2 separate regions of the Homo sapiens genome follow, and region 2 is linked to region 1. The links are chromatin loops, found by intact Hi-C in ENCODE. Cell type or tissue: dorsolateral prefrontal cortex. All regions are shown on one strand. Each heading gives the region's core, and the rest is flanking DNA. Links, peaks and the distances in the headings are about the cores only. Region 1 has its middle 110 kb from the start of ERCC5. Region 2 has its middle 31 kb from the start of SLC10A2.

Region 1 (8,175 bases), core at 2,183-4,682:
TATGTGTGCAATACTATATTTTCAATGACCTAGAGTGTAATAAGACTCTGAAGGCATTCTTCAGCAAAGTAAATAATGTCTGAATTATAAAGGGTAAACCTCCAAACTTCTGTGTTCTATTGCACTATACACACACACACACACACACACACACACACATATATGCATATATATATATATTTCAGTATTATATAAATTGTTCTTACAACAATTTAGTCAACTAGAGGTTAGGTGTATGAGCTAACATGTTCCTGTGCAATTAATGAATTGAGTTATTATTTTGCAGGTCATTGGAGCGGAGAACAGATGCATACAAGCCTCTATAGAATTTCACTTTCTTTAGGTGATCAAGGCTAGGATCACAGAATCCTAACCACATAGATATATTTTCAAAGCAAATCCAGCTAAAGATTAATTTTACTCATTTGTAATTTTATTTGTTTGTTTATAATAATGCTATAGTGATTTTTAAATGGATTAGACAGAACATTACTCATATTAGGAGGAGCAGAACAATGATTCTGGGAAATGTTAATCAGGGTTCCCCAAACAAAGGCTATCTGATCAGATTAGCTGGGACTAGCTAGACTGTATGCTACAGTTCCCATTTGGTGATTCAAAATATTGATTGACATTTTAAAGTATCCAGAAGGGCTTCAGTAAAAAAAGTATCGAACTTTGCTTGCCGTTAACAAACTCACTTAATAGTGCAAGGAAAGTCTATTTTTCTTGGCACAGGATTAATGCTACATTACAAGGAAAACTACAAAGTTTTTCTTTGACACCAGTTTGGGAAGCACTGCATTAGCTAATTTAGACTATGCTTAATGCTGTTAAAAAATGTAACTCAAAATGAACGCTAAGTCTAAATCGAACACATCGGTTTAGTTTCACAGCTGTCTGTGAAATCTTTGGCAATGATCTGGCCGTCCTGTTCTACTTGCATTTTCCTAAATGTGTCATGAGGTGATGCCACCATTCCCTGCTATGTGCTTTTCTTTTTGTCTTCTAGAATGTCCTTACGGCTAACTTACGCAAAGCCTGTATGTCTTAGCTCAAGTGGGACCTGTGAAATAGTTCCCTGACCTCTTCTAAATGTCGAGAACTGTGTTATTTTACGCCACTTTTGAGCTAACACTTAAGCCTGCCACTGATTCACAGATGCTGATAGAAGACACAACACTCCTGGGTAAGAGACAAAGGACTTTTTCCCTCCCTGCATAGCAAGTGGCATGCAATGAATGCTTGTGTCAGTTCCCTTCGTCTCCCAAGTCCCACTGGGGCCACACAGAGTGGTCCTGGATGTTTAATTAGTTATATTTATTTATGTATTTTTATTTATTTATTTATTTTTTAATTTTACTTTAAGTTCTGGGATACATGTGCAGAATGTACAGGTTTGTTACCTAGGTATACATGTGCCATGGTGGTTTGCTGGATCTATCAACCCGTCATCTAGGTTCTAAGCCCCACATGCATTAGGTGTTTGTCCTAATACTCTCCCTTCCCTAGTCCCTCACCCACCGACAGGCCCCAGTGTGTGATGTTTCCCTCCCTGTGTCCATGTGTTCTCCTTGTTCAACTCCTACTTATGAGTGAGAACATGCGGTGTTTGATTTTCTGTTTCTGTGTTAGTTTACTGAGGATGATGGTTTCTAGCTTCATCTATGTCCCTGTAAAGGATGTGAACTCATTCGGGGCCCTGGATGTTGCACGTGTATTTGAGAAACCCTCAGCTTAGGGAACACCAATATTTGGTAATAAATGAAATGCAAGCAAACCTACCTAAGTTTTGCCCAGGAGGGAGACATCTTTTTTTTTTTGAGACAGAGTTTTGCTCTTGTCACCCAGGCTGCAGTGCAATGGCATGATCTTAGCTCACTGCAACCACTGCCTCCTGAGTTCAAGCGATTTTCCTGCCTCAGCTTCTTAAGTAGCTGGGATTACAGGCACCCTCCACCATACCTGGCTAATTTTTGTATTTTTTTTTTAGTAGAGTTGGGGTTTCACCATGTTGGCCAGGCTGATCTAGAACTCCTGACCTCAGGCAATCCAACCACCTCAGCCTCCCAAAGTGCCGGGATTACAAGTGTGAGCCACCACGCCCTGCCTGGAGACATTATCTTTATTGTACTGTACAACATTCTTCCCTCTGCTCCAGAAGAAGACACTGTTCCTACCTTTCAACTGTTCATGTATATTTTTGAAAAGAGAAAAAAGGCTGTCATGCCTCTGCTAAGAAGACGTGTGAAAATGAGAAAGACCCACAGAGAACTGTCTCTCAAGACTAAAATCCTAGTCACCAACTTAGTGCTCTTCCTTAAATTACCCCAACCACCAGTACAATCCCACGATTCTGATCTTTCTTGAGTGGCTCTAAGTGCTGCTTTTCTGGTGGGGATGCGCTTTTCTTTCTGCTTTTATTGCAGCCAGCTGAATAACAGACAGAGTAGGTGTTCGGCAAAGTTGATGAGATACAAGGTGGTGTCTTTAACTGTTGTCTGAAGCTGTCTTCAAGTGCATTTCCCCAGTTACCTAAGGAGAAAGGAGAGAGGAATGGAATAAGCAGGCTTTCACTAAAAGGCTCAGATGGCTTTAGTAATTCAAGGAGGAAATCTTCCTTTCTTATAGAAGCAGCAGTGCCGCAGCAGCGTTGCGGGGCAACAGGACTCAGTGGCCTGCAACTCTTAAAGGCGGGGAGAGACCACACTAACCAGAGTGCTGGCAGCCACACAGCAGTGTCAAGGAAGGCGATGACAACCAACCATCGTATCAGGGATGAAACAGGGCCTGGCAGGCAGCTGCAACACCGAGTAGCGGATAGGAAGACTATAGATCATGCAGCATCTGCTTAGGAGTTTTCTGGTCACAAAAATGCGAAGAGGAAGAGGAATCAGCATGTGGGAAGGAACAGAGATGGATTATACATTGGGGGAACCCAAGTCAATAAATAAATAAATAATATGTAAGTGAATGAATGCACAAATGCATAAATACACATTTTGCAGGAAGAGTTGGGGTGTGGGGGAAGGGTTGGATTGGAGGATAAGATTAGGCAAAAAACTAGCTGGACCATCGGTAGTGAAGGGCTCCTAACTTAGGTGCTTCTCAAAGGGGAGCTCTCAGTCCAGTAGCTGTTTGTCAGGGGTCCATGAAGAGATGAGTGGAGAAATCAGGACTGTGTGTTTAGAAACTTTCGCAGCAATTTGACAGACTCTTTTCTTTTTTTCTTTTTTTTTTTTGAGACAGAGTCTTGCTCTATCACCCAGGCTGGAGTGCAGTGGTATGATCTCGGCTCACTGTAACCTCCACCTCCCGGGTTCAAGCAATTCTCCTAACTCAGCCTCCTGAGTAGCTGGGATTACAGGCATGTGCCATCATGCCTGGCTAACTTTTATATTTTTAGTAGGACAGGGTTTCACCATGTTGACCAGGTTGGTCTCGAACTCCTGACCTCAAGTGATCTGCCTGTCTCGGGCTCCCAAAGTGCTGGGATTACAGGCGTGAGCCACCGTACCCCATCAGCAATTTGACAGACTCTTTATGCCCATGACGTGTGACAATTAAAATTTGAGACTTTTATTTTGTATATGTTTAGGTTTTTTTGTATTAAATTTTTCCAATAAATACTTTTTACTGTTTTACACATGTATGTTCTGTTACTGAAACTTGGTTAGGAAACAAACTGATCTTCAGTCCAAATAGTCTGAGAAGATAGCAGTAGGTGAAGGGCTTTCAGAAGGAAAGTGGCATCCTGGGCTTGTCCTTTTGCACTGATTTCCCTGGTGCCTGCAGGGAGGATGGATTGGAAGAGGTGACACCAGGCGCTGGATTTAAGTTAGAGGGTGATGAATGGCACTCACACCCAAGAGGGATGGTGAGAGCCTGAACTGAGGTAGCAGCAAGCAGAGATGGAGAGACAAGGAAGGACTCAGGGGCCAACAGTAATAGCTAACCCTATCAAAGCACTGGGTAGGTAGCGGGCACAGTCTAAGTGCATCCTGTACTGTTATTATCACTCCCATTTTACAGATGAGGAAACCGAAACAGAGAGATTAAGTGACTGGTCCAATGTCAATCAGCGAGTCAGTGGTGGTGATGAAACTGAAGCCAGGTAGTTCTACCAGTAGGACTTCATGGTGAATTATTTGAGTGAAGCGGATGAGAACCACGTCAAGGAGGACTCTCAGGGTCATGTCCTGAGGGCCCTGGTTGTTGGTGCTGACAGGGGACAGACACGGAAGATGGAGGAAGAAGTGTAGCTTTGGTAAGAGACCCAAAAGGTGACGAGTTCATCCCTGATACTTAATGTTTGTTGAGTAAAATTGCAGAAATGCAATGAACTGATTTTGATTATTAACAAGCCTTTTAAAAATGAAAAAAATATACAGAGACGAACTATGATTTGATAGGCACTTTGTTACGTGCTTCAGTGTAATTCTTCAGATAACCCATTAGGTGGGCAGGTTGAATACAAATGGGCAAAGGAAAAGGAAAATGTGAAAATGGCCACAGTGTTTCCATCAGCCTGGATGAGTGAGAACATGTCAATAAAGAAATTCGAAAAGGGGAGTAGGTTTCTCTAGATAATGGGTGGAGAATACAAAAAAAATTATTGATTGCCTACTGTGTGTTAAGGGTTGACAGTACACTATCTTGTTTAATCCCCATAATAACTATCAAATATTTATTATTATTTTTGTTGAAAATGGAAGCCATTCTCAGAGATTTAAGTAGCTTAAACCAAAATCTCACAATAAGTAGAATTCAAACCCAGAGCTGACTAGAAGCCTCGTTCTATTCATTATCCTGTGTTGGCTATAATATGATGAATTTTATACAAGTGAAATTTGAAATTCAGGGAGGACACCATGAAGAGATGTCTAGCAGGCAGTTTAAGTAGGATGAGAAAGCAGAGTTAGAAATGGAGATTTGGGAGTGTGCTGGCTAGATTGCTGTAATGACACCCAATATTGATGCAGTTTGATGGGGCCTTCCTACATTGACCTTGGGCTTGTCTGTGTGGCTTGCTTTGCCAATGGGACAGCAGCACCTGTGAGGCGAGCGGAAAGTTGAAAATGTAGAAGATTGCGTGGGGTTTACTATCTATGTGCTTTTAGAACCTTGAGCAGCCAGGAGAAAAAACTCAGCCTAGCTGGGTAGATGATAACAGATATATGGCCTAGTTTCCTTCATGGTCTCAGCTGACAGCCAGGCAATCCCCAGAAGCAGGGGCTCCCAGTGGGACTGGCAACTCACTGCAAATGCATGAGTAAGCCCAGCCCAGCCTAGCAGAATTGCATAGCTGATCCCATTCAATGTTTCTGCCCCATAGAATTCTGAGCTAAATAGATGGTTGTTATTTTAAGCCACCATGTTTTGGGGTGATTTGTCATGAAGCAGTAAGTCATTGATGCAGAAAGCCATTGCGTTAATGGAGTAGTTGCAGACTTTGCAGATTTGAGAGTGCATGAAATCACAAAGAAGAGAAGTATTGAGATTTGAATGATTTATTTTATTGAGTTTCTTTTATATAATTTTATTTATTTTTAAAACAATCCCCAGCTCAGCAAAGTTGTGAGGACAGTGCAAAGAACCTCTTCTCTTTCTTCTTCCTTTCCTCCTTTCCCTCCTCTTCCTCTTTCTTCTTTCTGTACCATTTAATGCCCATCATTTCCAAATGCAACCATTAAAGTCAAGAAATTAACATTGATGCCTTACTAACATCTAATATTCAGGTCCCACTCCAGCTCTCCTGTTGGCTCAATAACACCTGCCAGAGAAAAAACAATCCAATTCCAAATTATACCTTGCTTTCAGTTGTCTTATCTCTATGTTCTCCTTCATTCTGGGATCATTTTCCAGCGTTTTCTTTCCAGCGTTTATAACCTCGGAGAGACTTACTAATCGGTAGCAGCATTTTGAATAGTAATATCCAAAACAAATGCCAGTAATATTTCCTAGGCTCTAAAGAAGAGCTACACCACAGTCTAATTGTTATCAAAAGGAATTCAAATATTGCCCAGAGCCCAATTATAGGGAAAAATGATTTTAGGTTTATTTTCTCCATGCCACCCCTGTCTACTTTCCAACAGTCATACAATTTAGTGAGAGGTCATCTTGCATTTCCCCAATGACCCCAGGGAGATCCCACCCTCGATCTGGGATCGTTCCCATTTCTCCACCCTCAGTACACCCAGAGGGAAAAGAACACTGGGGTGTCAGTGATGGGTGGAAAGCTAAGCTATTTTACCAGGTGGTTTTAGAAGACAAACAATATTCAGATTTCAGGAAATAGTGAATATATTTTTTTTTTTGGTAAGTACTTCTTGAAGTAAATAGTTTTCAGAAAGGGAGGTGGGAGAATGGCATTGATCAGGGAAGTGTTTTTCCCTTTAAGTTTTGGGGGCAGTTATCACCTCTGGCTTTTGTGCCATGTCTTGCCTGAATGGCTGTTGTCTTATTGACTCTGCCGGTATAATCTATCTGTATTTTCAGGTACTTCATTAAACATTTTTGGGCTGCTGACATCCCCTGTCAATATACAACACTTTTATTATTGAATATTTAGTAATGTTTTAGAGGATCAGATTAAGGATTGAAAATGGTCCCACTGTCTCCTTATCTGATCAAGGAACAAGTGCAAGGATAGCAAGAATGTGCTGGGAATAAGATGGTTTACATGAATCTTTGTGCTCCTTCAGAAATTATCAGCTGGTTTCAGCAGACACTATGGACCTTATCACCTGGAGGGAGCTCTGTGCACTAAAAAAGAAAGAGTAGACTGAGTGTGAGTGTGTGTGTGTGTGTGTGAGAGAGAGAGACAGAGAGAGAGAGACAGAGACAGAGAGAGGTTTATTTGTTGGTTTGTGTTTTCCCAATAGCATTTACTTGATGGCACTTTCCTGTACTCGTTATGTTCTTATGATCACTCCAAACTTCTTTCCATTTTCATTTTTTCTTCTCTCAGCTTAAATTAAGAAAAGTGAGAGAGTTTGAGATAGTTAATTTACAGTTAATGTCTACATCTTGAAACATAGCCCACTCTTCTTTGTATATGTAACAGTTATGTTTCAGTAATTCCATTTAGGAATTTTTGAGGCAAAGGTAGAAATTTGCTGTGTGTTTAGTCACAAGATAAATACACAGTCTTCAGTCTTCTTCAATATCTTCTAACTGCGGTCACTTTCCTCTAATGGTAACTCACAGAAAACCAATAACATCTCCAATAAAAGGGTTAATGATACCTGATTCTCCTCTGGGGCCCTTAGATTCTGCTGAGTCTCTTCTCAGATCTGGGGAAATATGATTAGCTGTGAAGTCAAGGCAGAGTATCCTGCCGCTGATGGACTCACTCTGTCTCTTCTCAGGGAGGATGGCCAGGGCTGTGGCTCCTTCCAGAACCCATCTGAGAGTCAGTTTTAATCTATTCCTATCTATCAAACTAGGATGTGACCAAAGGCAGGACGTCCTGGTCAAGGAAGCCCAGTGAATAACACAATCCAGCTTGCAATTGTTCAAGGATGCCAAACATTTTCAAGGCTGAGTTCACGGGGAGATTGCCCCCTTTTGTATTAAAATTGGATGTAGGGGTGGGTAAATTAAAGTCAGCTTAAGAGATAGTGCAGAAACTCTTTACCAACTTTGCAGGTAAGATACCTCCCTCCACCCTCTAACACAAAAGGGCAATAACTGAACAAAAAAAGAGCTGTGTCTATCTAAAAGGTTTTTAGAATAAATAAAACATAAATTACTCCATTACTTTTCCCTGTTTTTAACTGTTGTAGAGCAATATTTCTCAGACTTTAATGTGCACCAAGTTACCTGGGGATCTTGTTAAACTGCAGCTTCTTACCCCAGTAAGTCTGGGAGGAGGCCCAAGGTCCTGCATTTCTAACAAGCTCCTGGGTGAGGTTGATGCCATGAACCGCACTTGCAGTAGGAGCAGCTTCTGTAGGCATCCTCAAAGGATGGATCAGCAGCATCACATCAGCATCGTAGATAAGTTTCTAACATAAAAATACTTGTCAGAAAGGCATATTTCTGGGTGGGTCCCAGCCCAGGATCACTGTAGCAGGTGGAATGGCCCCTCAAAGATGTCCACCCCCGAATCCCTGGATTCTTCAACTATATTACATGCAACACGAACTTGGCAGAAAATTAAAGTTTCTAAAC
Region 2 (8,175 bases), core at 3,276-5,775, 140 kb after region 1:
GCCCCTCCCCTGCATCAAACATCTGCCTGGACATCCAGGCATTTCCATACATCTTCTGAAATCTTAGGTGGAGTTTCCCAAACCCCAATTCTTGACTTCTGTGCACTGGCAGGCTCAACACCATGTGAAATTTGCCAAGACCTGAGGCTTGCAACTGCTGAAGCCATGTCCTGAGCTCTACGTTGGCCCCTTTCAGCCATGCTGGAGTGGCTGTGATGCAGGGCACAAGTCCCTAGGCTGCACACAGCATAGGGACCCTGGGCCCGGCCCATGAAACTATTTTTCCTCCTAGGTCTCTGGGCCTGTGATGGGGGAGGGCTACCTTGAAGACCTCTGACATGCCTTGGAAACATTTTTCCCATTGCCTTGGGGATTAACATTCAGCTCCTTGTAACTTAGGTGAATTTCTTCAGTCAGCTTGAATTTCTCCTCAAAAAATGGGATTTTATTTTCTACCACATTGTCAAGCTGCAAATTATCCAAACTTTAATGCTCTGCTTCCCTTATAAAACTGAATGGTTTTAACAGCACCCAAGTCACATCTTGAATGCTTTTTGCTTAGAAATTTCTTCTGCCAGATACACTAAATCATCTCTCATAAATTCAAAGTTCCACAGATCTCTAGGGCAGGGGCAAAATGCCACTCATATTTTTGCTAAAATATAACAAGAATCACCTTTGATTCAGTTCCCAAAAAGTTCCTCATCTCCATCTGAGACAACTTCAGCCTGGATTTCATTGTCCATATCATTATCAGCATTTTGGTCAAAGCCATTCAACAAGTCTCTAGGGAGTTCCAAACTTTCCTACATTTTCCTGTCTTCTTCTGAGCCATCCAAAATGTTCCAACCTCTGCCTGTTACCCAGCTTCAAAGTCACTTCCACATTTTTGGGTATTGTTTCAGCAACACCCCACTCCTGGTACCAATTTACTGTATTAGTCTGTTTTCACACTGCTGATAAAGACATACCTGAGACTGGGCAATTTACAAAAAAGTGGTTTAATATGGACTTACAGTTCCAAGTGTCTGGGGAAGCCTCAAAATCATGGCAGAAGGCAAGGAGGAGCAAGTCATGTCTTACACGGATGGCAGCAGTCAAAGAAAAATAGCTTGTGCTGGGAAACTCCCCCTCATAATACCATCAGATCTCATGTAACTCACCCACCACCATGAGAACATCATGGGAAAGACCTGCTTCCATGATCCAGTTACCTCCCACTGAGTCCCTCCCACAACACATGGGAATTCAAGATGATACTTGGGTGGGGACACAGCCAAGATGAGATTTGGGTGGGGACACAAGACTTAGCTGTGTTCAAGACTGATATCAGCATGAGAAAAACACATGGAGCAGTGAAACCAAATATTGAGTCTAAAAATAGACACATACATATGCAGTCAATTGATTTCCAAAAAAGGTGTTACAGTTGTTCACTGGGGAAAAATCATTTCTTAAAAAATAAATTGTTCTGGAGGAGCTGGATATATGTATGGGAGAAATAAACTTCAGCCATTACTTTGCAATTTACACAAAAATATATTTTAACTATATCATAGAGTTAAAAGTTAAAGCTGAAACCGTACAACTATGAGTCAAAAACATACAAGAAAATGTTTGTGACAGTGGGGTAAGCAAAAATTCCTCAGAAAACAAAGCTAAATGTAAGAAACAATGATTAATTTGACTGTATCCAAAGCTCTTTTCTTTAAAAGATACTGCTAAGAACATGAGAGGCAAGCCGAAGATTGTAAGAGGATATTAGAATACATGTATATTACAAGGGACTTGTAGTTAGAATACATAAAGAGTTTCTACAACTTAATGAGAAAAAAATAAACAAAATATTTGAACAGGAACTTCATAGAAGACAATATATGAATGGCCAAGGAGCACATGAAAAGATCATCAACATCATTAATTATCAGAGAAAATAAACAAAAATTGCTGTAAGATACTGCTGTTCACCTACTATAAAGGTAAAAAGTAAAGACTTACAGCACAAAATATTGGTAATGTCATTGAGTACTGGAAGTCATACATCACTGGGGGGAAATCAAAATAGGAGATAACCTGGAAGTTTCTTATAAATATGCACTTGCCATTTTACCTAACAATAATTCCAAGAGAAATGAAAAGTTGTGTTTATATGAAGACTTGTAATGAAATGTTCATGGCAGCTTTATACATGATGCATAAAAGACAGAAACAACCAAATGTCCATCTACAGTGAAGCTATATACAAACTGTGTGGTATAGCCCTACAATGGGTAAAAATAAAAAATAAATTAAAAACAATAAAAAAATTAGGTAATGATAGATTTAACAATATAGGCAAATCTCCAAACATTAATCTGGGAAAAGAAGCTAGAAAAAAATGAAAGCAAACTGTAGGATTTGATTTATATCAAATTATAGATCAGGTAAAATTAATCTGTAGTGACAGAAAGTAGATCAGTAATTTCCCAGGGTAGGGGTGGAATGGGCTTGAGTGGACCAGGACACAAGGGACCTTTCAGGGGGATGGAAGTGTTTTGTGTCTCATAAGTGGTGACAGTCACAATGGTGTATGCATTAGTGAAAATGCATTAAACTTTACGCATAAAATGAGTAAATTTCATTGAATTTAAATTGTGCCTCAACATGATTGATTTTAAAAGAATAATGATTTATAGGAGAAAATCATACATTTCTCCAAGAATCATAAATTCAATCCAACTTTTTAAAAAGAACATGTCATACATACTTTTAAGTGTCTTTATCTATTTTTATACAGTCCTGTAAATATTATGTAGTTAATAGAAGCACTAAGGTCTGGAAAGTTGTTCAAGATATCTGAAACGCATGTTACAAACGATTTATAATAATAGCAATAGGTTAAAATGTATTAAGTGGCTATAATATGTCATGCACAGTATTAAATGCTTCACATTTATTGTTTCATTAACTACTACAAATCTATGAGATGTGTATCAATAACATACCCATTTTGCAGGCAAGGAAACTGAGTGGTGGAGGGGTAAAGAACTTGCTAACAGGTCACAAAGTAGCAAGAGGAAAGTGTATTGGGATATGGGGCGAAAGAGAGAGAATGCTGATGGGCTAAGGGACTTACAAGAAATTATAAGGAGGATGTTATTGCCTTAGGACTTGATTATTTTGCCCATGAGGGAAGGCAGGAACAGTATTCAAGCCAAAGGAATGGCAAAGCACAGACAGCTGGGCATGAAAATGCAGGGGAGCTTTTTCCCTCACATTTTAGTTTCTCCAGAGCTAGAAGAAAAAGAAAAGCTGTGTTGACTTAGCAGAAAACTGGGTATGTTTTTCCCAACTCAGAAAATATCCCTGACTTCTTCCATACTTTTGTATGCCATGAACTTTAAAATATCCCTGACTTCTTCCATACGTTTGTGTGCCATGAACTTTAAAATACTTTCTCTGGCCCCCAGGATCCTTCACTGACAATGGCCGCTCGGAGCAAGTGGCAGTTGCAGGCCAGCCCGCCTTCCCTGCCCTCACTCCCTGGCACAGTCGCTGGAGTGTCCCTCGGATCATACTTCTGTGTCTGCGGTCCAACCCTTAAATTGTACCAATAAACTCATAAAATGGGCCAAATGGAGAATTTCTGGACTTGGCATGGCTCTCCCTCAACCCAGAGAAGAAGAAATATAATTTCATATGGATGTTCTCAATTCAGAATTTTAATTTTCTCTGTTCAAGATTTATAAAATTTGTTAATTAGAGATATTATTTCAGTTTGGGTCTCATTTTCCAAATTTCTCAGGATACCTAAAATCTATTGCCATTTGCAAGGAATTGAATTGCATTCCCCCCAAGTTCCTAAGTTGCACTAATTCCTAACCACTAATGAGACTGTATTTAAAGATAGGGCCTTTAGGAGGGAATTAAGGTGACACGAAGTCATAAGTGTGTAGCCCTGATCTGATGAGATTAGTATGCTTACAAGAAGAGACACCAGAAAGCACCACGTCTGCCTCTTTCTCCCCCACACCACATCTGCCACGTGAAGACACAACGAGAAGGCAGCATTTGCAAACCAGGAAGAAGACTCACACCAAGAACAGAGTCCACCCACACTTTGATCTCCATCCGCACTTCGATCTTTGACTTCCAGCCTCCAGGACTTCAAGACATCAATTTCTGTTGTTTAAGCCCCTCAGTCTATGGCATTTTCTTATGGCAGCCCACACAGACTGACTTCACTATGTAGTTCTCAGATAAAACTTAGATGATTTCCTTTTATAAGTTAGAATTAACTTGCATTTACTGTTTCAGTCGTAAGTTTCTTGAATCCTTTAATACTTGACAGGCACTGTAGTAGTTACCTGCACTAACTACCACTACATTTACCATTCACAGTAACCTGGGAAATAATTTTTTCAATTTTCCCCATTTTCTATAAAGGGAAACTGAGTAAAAGGGTGGTTTGAAAGGGCAAGTGAGTGGCAAATGAGGTCCACTGGAGACAAAAGTCTGCTTTCACTCATCATGCTGCCCTGAATGAAAACCATGAAGCCAAATTTTGAACCAACTTTTCATTGTCTGCTGCTAATTTGCAGCTGCCGCACTGGGATGCCTCTTCTATCACGCTTTGTGTTTGAATGTTGGGTGTAGTACTTGGAGGCCTGCAGAGACTGATGCTGTTGATAGATGTCATCTCTTGTGAGCGCCAGTTGGCCAAGCTTCCTCGGATGTGAACCACGTATAGGCAGCCCCTGACAGTCTCACAACAGAGTGGTGAGTAGCCTGAGACAGCCATTTGTTTTGAAACCGATCTCAGTGCCATGAATGCTTTGTCATCTGTCAAAAACCAGTGCTGCTTGGTTAACCAGACTGTCATTTCTTTAATGGCAGCATGGTGAGGCACACAACTACCACTGCAGTTACCTGATCATTGCGGAGGCTGTTTACTTAACAAGTGCTCTCTGAGTAACAAGAAGACAGCAGAGACCAAAATAAAGCAAGGGCTGCCAACCTGGGGAAGAGAGGGCAGAATATGAGGAGATGGGGCAGGCTGATTTTAAAAATATTTTCAAGGTAGAGATGCTGAAGTTAGCTGTCAGGGCCTATGACCCTCCAAAAACAGCATGCAAACTTTTGTTTGTAGCTATGTACATTTAAAAAATCTTCCCAAAGCTGTCTGTAACTCATAAAAGGTAAAGAACTCCTACTTTAGCAAGAAGAATCTTGGGACGTTTGTTTGTCACTTCTGAATTCAGGGTTTACTTGCCCAGCTAAAGCGGCTAGTGCCAGTTGCTAGTCCCAGTGACAGGTATTTAGGGAGATGCAAGGTTGATTTCTTTTGGGACCAGAAAAGGCTAAAATTACAAGACTAGAAGCAGTGACAAACACAAGGCTACCATAGTTCCTACCCTCTAATGATTTACATTCTATGTTGTCATAGAGAGCGTAGCAAAATTTGAGACCCGTTGCAAGACTCTATCTTTAATATTAGCATATCTGGATGATAGAAAAGATACTCATATATTTCATGTATACACACATACACATACACTTAGCAAATTATGATTTTATGGAATCTTTTTTCTCTCTTCTACAGGTTTCAAAATGGAACAATAATTTTCTGGAAACTCCACCTCACCCTGTAAAAGTGAAGATTGGGTGAGTTGACTAGAGTGTCTTGGCAAAGGACAAAAACATGAAATAACCAGTTCAAAGTCACCTCTCATGTCTTAGATAGAGCCTCAGCTGCCTCTGTCTTTGAAATTCTTCATTTACTAGGCAGGGTCAGCCCCTCTCAGAGCTGAGCGTTTCACAGGATGAAGGTAAAATGACACATGAAATGACGGCACTTAAGCACTGCTGTTTCCTGAGTGTACGTTGTGCATAGTATGAGAAGTTATTTCTCATAAGGACAATCTTTAACTTAAGCAACATGTCCTGAAGATGTCTTACAAGGGCAATCAAGACATAGCCAGGGGGCTAAGTGGGAGGAAGTTATAATGTACAAGGTGAGTCTTTGGAGACTCTGAAAAACCCATTAACGGAAAAGTTATTAATGTCTTTTTTAATGCAGCTATAGTGCAGAGGCAGACCCCAAAGAAACCAATCCACATTATGAAACATTTTACAGAAATCCACTTTTAAAAATAGGAGAACGCTATACATGAAGTCTTGAGGTGGGAACTGAGTACATGCCTGGCCTCCTGGGCCAGTTGTGGATTTTCTAAAGAATAAAAGGAAATTCTACTTTCACCTCTACTTTGAGACAGAGAAATAGAACAAAATTGCCCACTGTAAAATTTGATTATCATTTTTATTTCTCTTTCTCAGATTTAATTTTCTTTCTTTCTCTTTTGTACTTTCCCTAATCAACTCTAATATCTTCAGGCCTCTGTTAACTTGAATTCAGCTTTAAACATATCAGGTTATTAAAACTTCATCAGGTATGGCTATGATGCCCAGTCAGGTGAGTTTCTCTACAAACGGTGGTGGAACTCTGGTCCCATGAATAAGATGCCTCTGTCCTATTGTCAGAAGGGAATAAACTTGGATATTTTTTTCTCCTTTAGAGGTTGACAGATTTGCATTCATTTCCATTAGACTAAGAGCTCTTGGTAAACATAAACTGGGTCTTGTTTATCTTTATATCCCTTTCTCATAGCACAGACCTGGTACACAGTAGTGATCAACAGACACTTGTCAGATGAATAAATTGTGAGCCCATGAAAGCTTTAGTTCAACCATTACATGGAGACTTTCTTTTTTTTTTTTTTTTTTTGCCAGAGCCTCTGCTAGTTGCTGGGTCTACAGAGACAATAGAACATGGTCCTCACTTTTAGTGTCCCCTGTGTCTGGTGGGGACGTGAGGAAGAGGGGGATAATTTCTGCCAGTGGTGGTGTCAGGGAGAAAGAACGCTGAGCATGTGTTCTCTAAGAGCAGGATAGACAAGGAAGAAAGGATGTTCTAGAGAGACTGGAGCAGGGCCAAAGGCAGGGTGTTGGGCTTCTGCAGCCCAGGGGCCCTGGATGCTGGTCTTGGCAACATTCCTTGTGAACTGAGCAAGAAAAGACATTGAAGAGGAATGTTGGAGACTGAGTGCATGTGTGGCTCATGGAAAAGGCCTGAGGATCCTAGAACCCTGGACCACGGTCCTGACGCCCCAGCTTGTCTGACTTGGTCAGTTAATGCTCTCTAGGAACACCCTTTTAAACAATAATATGTACACAGATGATGCATGTATTAGTCCATTCTCACACTATTATAAAGACATACCTGAGACTGAGTAATTTATAAAGAAAAGAGGTTTACTTGACTCACAGTTCAGCATGGCTGGGGAGACCTCAGGAAATTTACAATCACGGTGGAAGGCAAAGGGCAAGCAAGGCACATTGTCATGAGGTGGCAGGAAGGAGAATGAATGCAGGAGGAACTAGCAAACACTTATAAAACCATCAGATCTCGTGAGAACTCACTCACTATCATGAGAACAGCATAGGGGAAACCACCCCCATGATTCAATTACCTCCACCTGGTCTCTCCCTGGACACATGGGGATTATGGGGCTTATGGGAATTACAATTCAAGATGAGATTTTGGGTGAGAACACAGCCAAACCATATTGGTGCAAAAGTGCAGGAAACATCTCAATTAACATTAAGCAAAATGCAAATTTGCTCCTTGAACTCAGTTCTCTTAATTCCCAGGGCATAGAGGTAGGTAGAAAGACAAAGCATCAAACTAAATAAACAGCCCTAAATAAAAATTTAAAAATCTTTACTTGACTTTGTTCAATGTTGATCCTGTGGCCACTGCATGCTTTTGTGCACTCATAGCATTTTTACTTATTTATTTATTTTTATAGAGATGGGGTCTTGCTATGTTGCCCTGGCTGGTCTTGAACTCCTGGGCTCAAGTGGTCCTCCCACCTTGGGCTCCCAAAATGTTGGAATTACAGGTGTGAGCTACCATGCTCAGCCAATAATGTCTTTAAGGGCAAACTCAGAGGGAAATATCTTCTGTAAGGAGTCTGTTGGGGCCCCACAGGCAAGGTCTTTGCCTACTGACTCATCACTCCCTCTCCCACTTGCCCTGGATGTTGTCTTGCTGCTGGGTGTGAGATGCAAGAAGCAGTCACTAGGCAACACTTTAGCCTCATAGTCTTTCATAAATCATGAATGATGTCTACTTAT

Evidence for each region. A loop is a pair of places that touch in the nucleus more often than their neighbours do. Peaks named below come from ENCODE experiments on the same cell type or tissue, not always from the same donor. Only the 100,000 strongest peaks of a DNase experiment are listed, where the experiment ranks them.
Region 2: a loop joins it to region 1, with 4 times the contacts of the local background. A loop is called at or near these places in 3 of 110 quality-filtered maps.

What each region holds. Positions count from the first base shown.
Region 1 is chr13:102,949,285-102,957,459 of GRCh38, forward strand. No RefSeq gene overlaps it. Among named protein-coding and RNA genes, the nearest start is that of ERCC5, 110 kb to the left of the region's middle. In dorsolateral prefrontal cortex, for the core only: no CTCF peak of the experiment used is centred there; no DNase peak of the experiment used is centred there.
Region 2 is chr13:103,092,921-103,101,095 of GRCh38, forward strand. No RefSeq gene overlaps it. Among named protein-coding and RNA genes, the nearest start is that of SLC10A2, 31 kb to the left of the region's middle. In dorsolateral prefrontal cortex, for the core only: no CTCF peak of the experiment used is centred there; a DNase peak (open chromatin) is centred at 4,661; H3K27ac peaks cover 1,066 bases; H3K27me3 peaks cover 310 bases.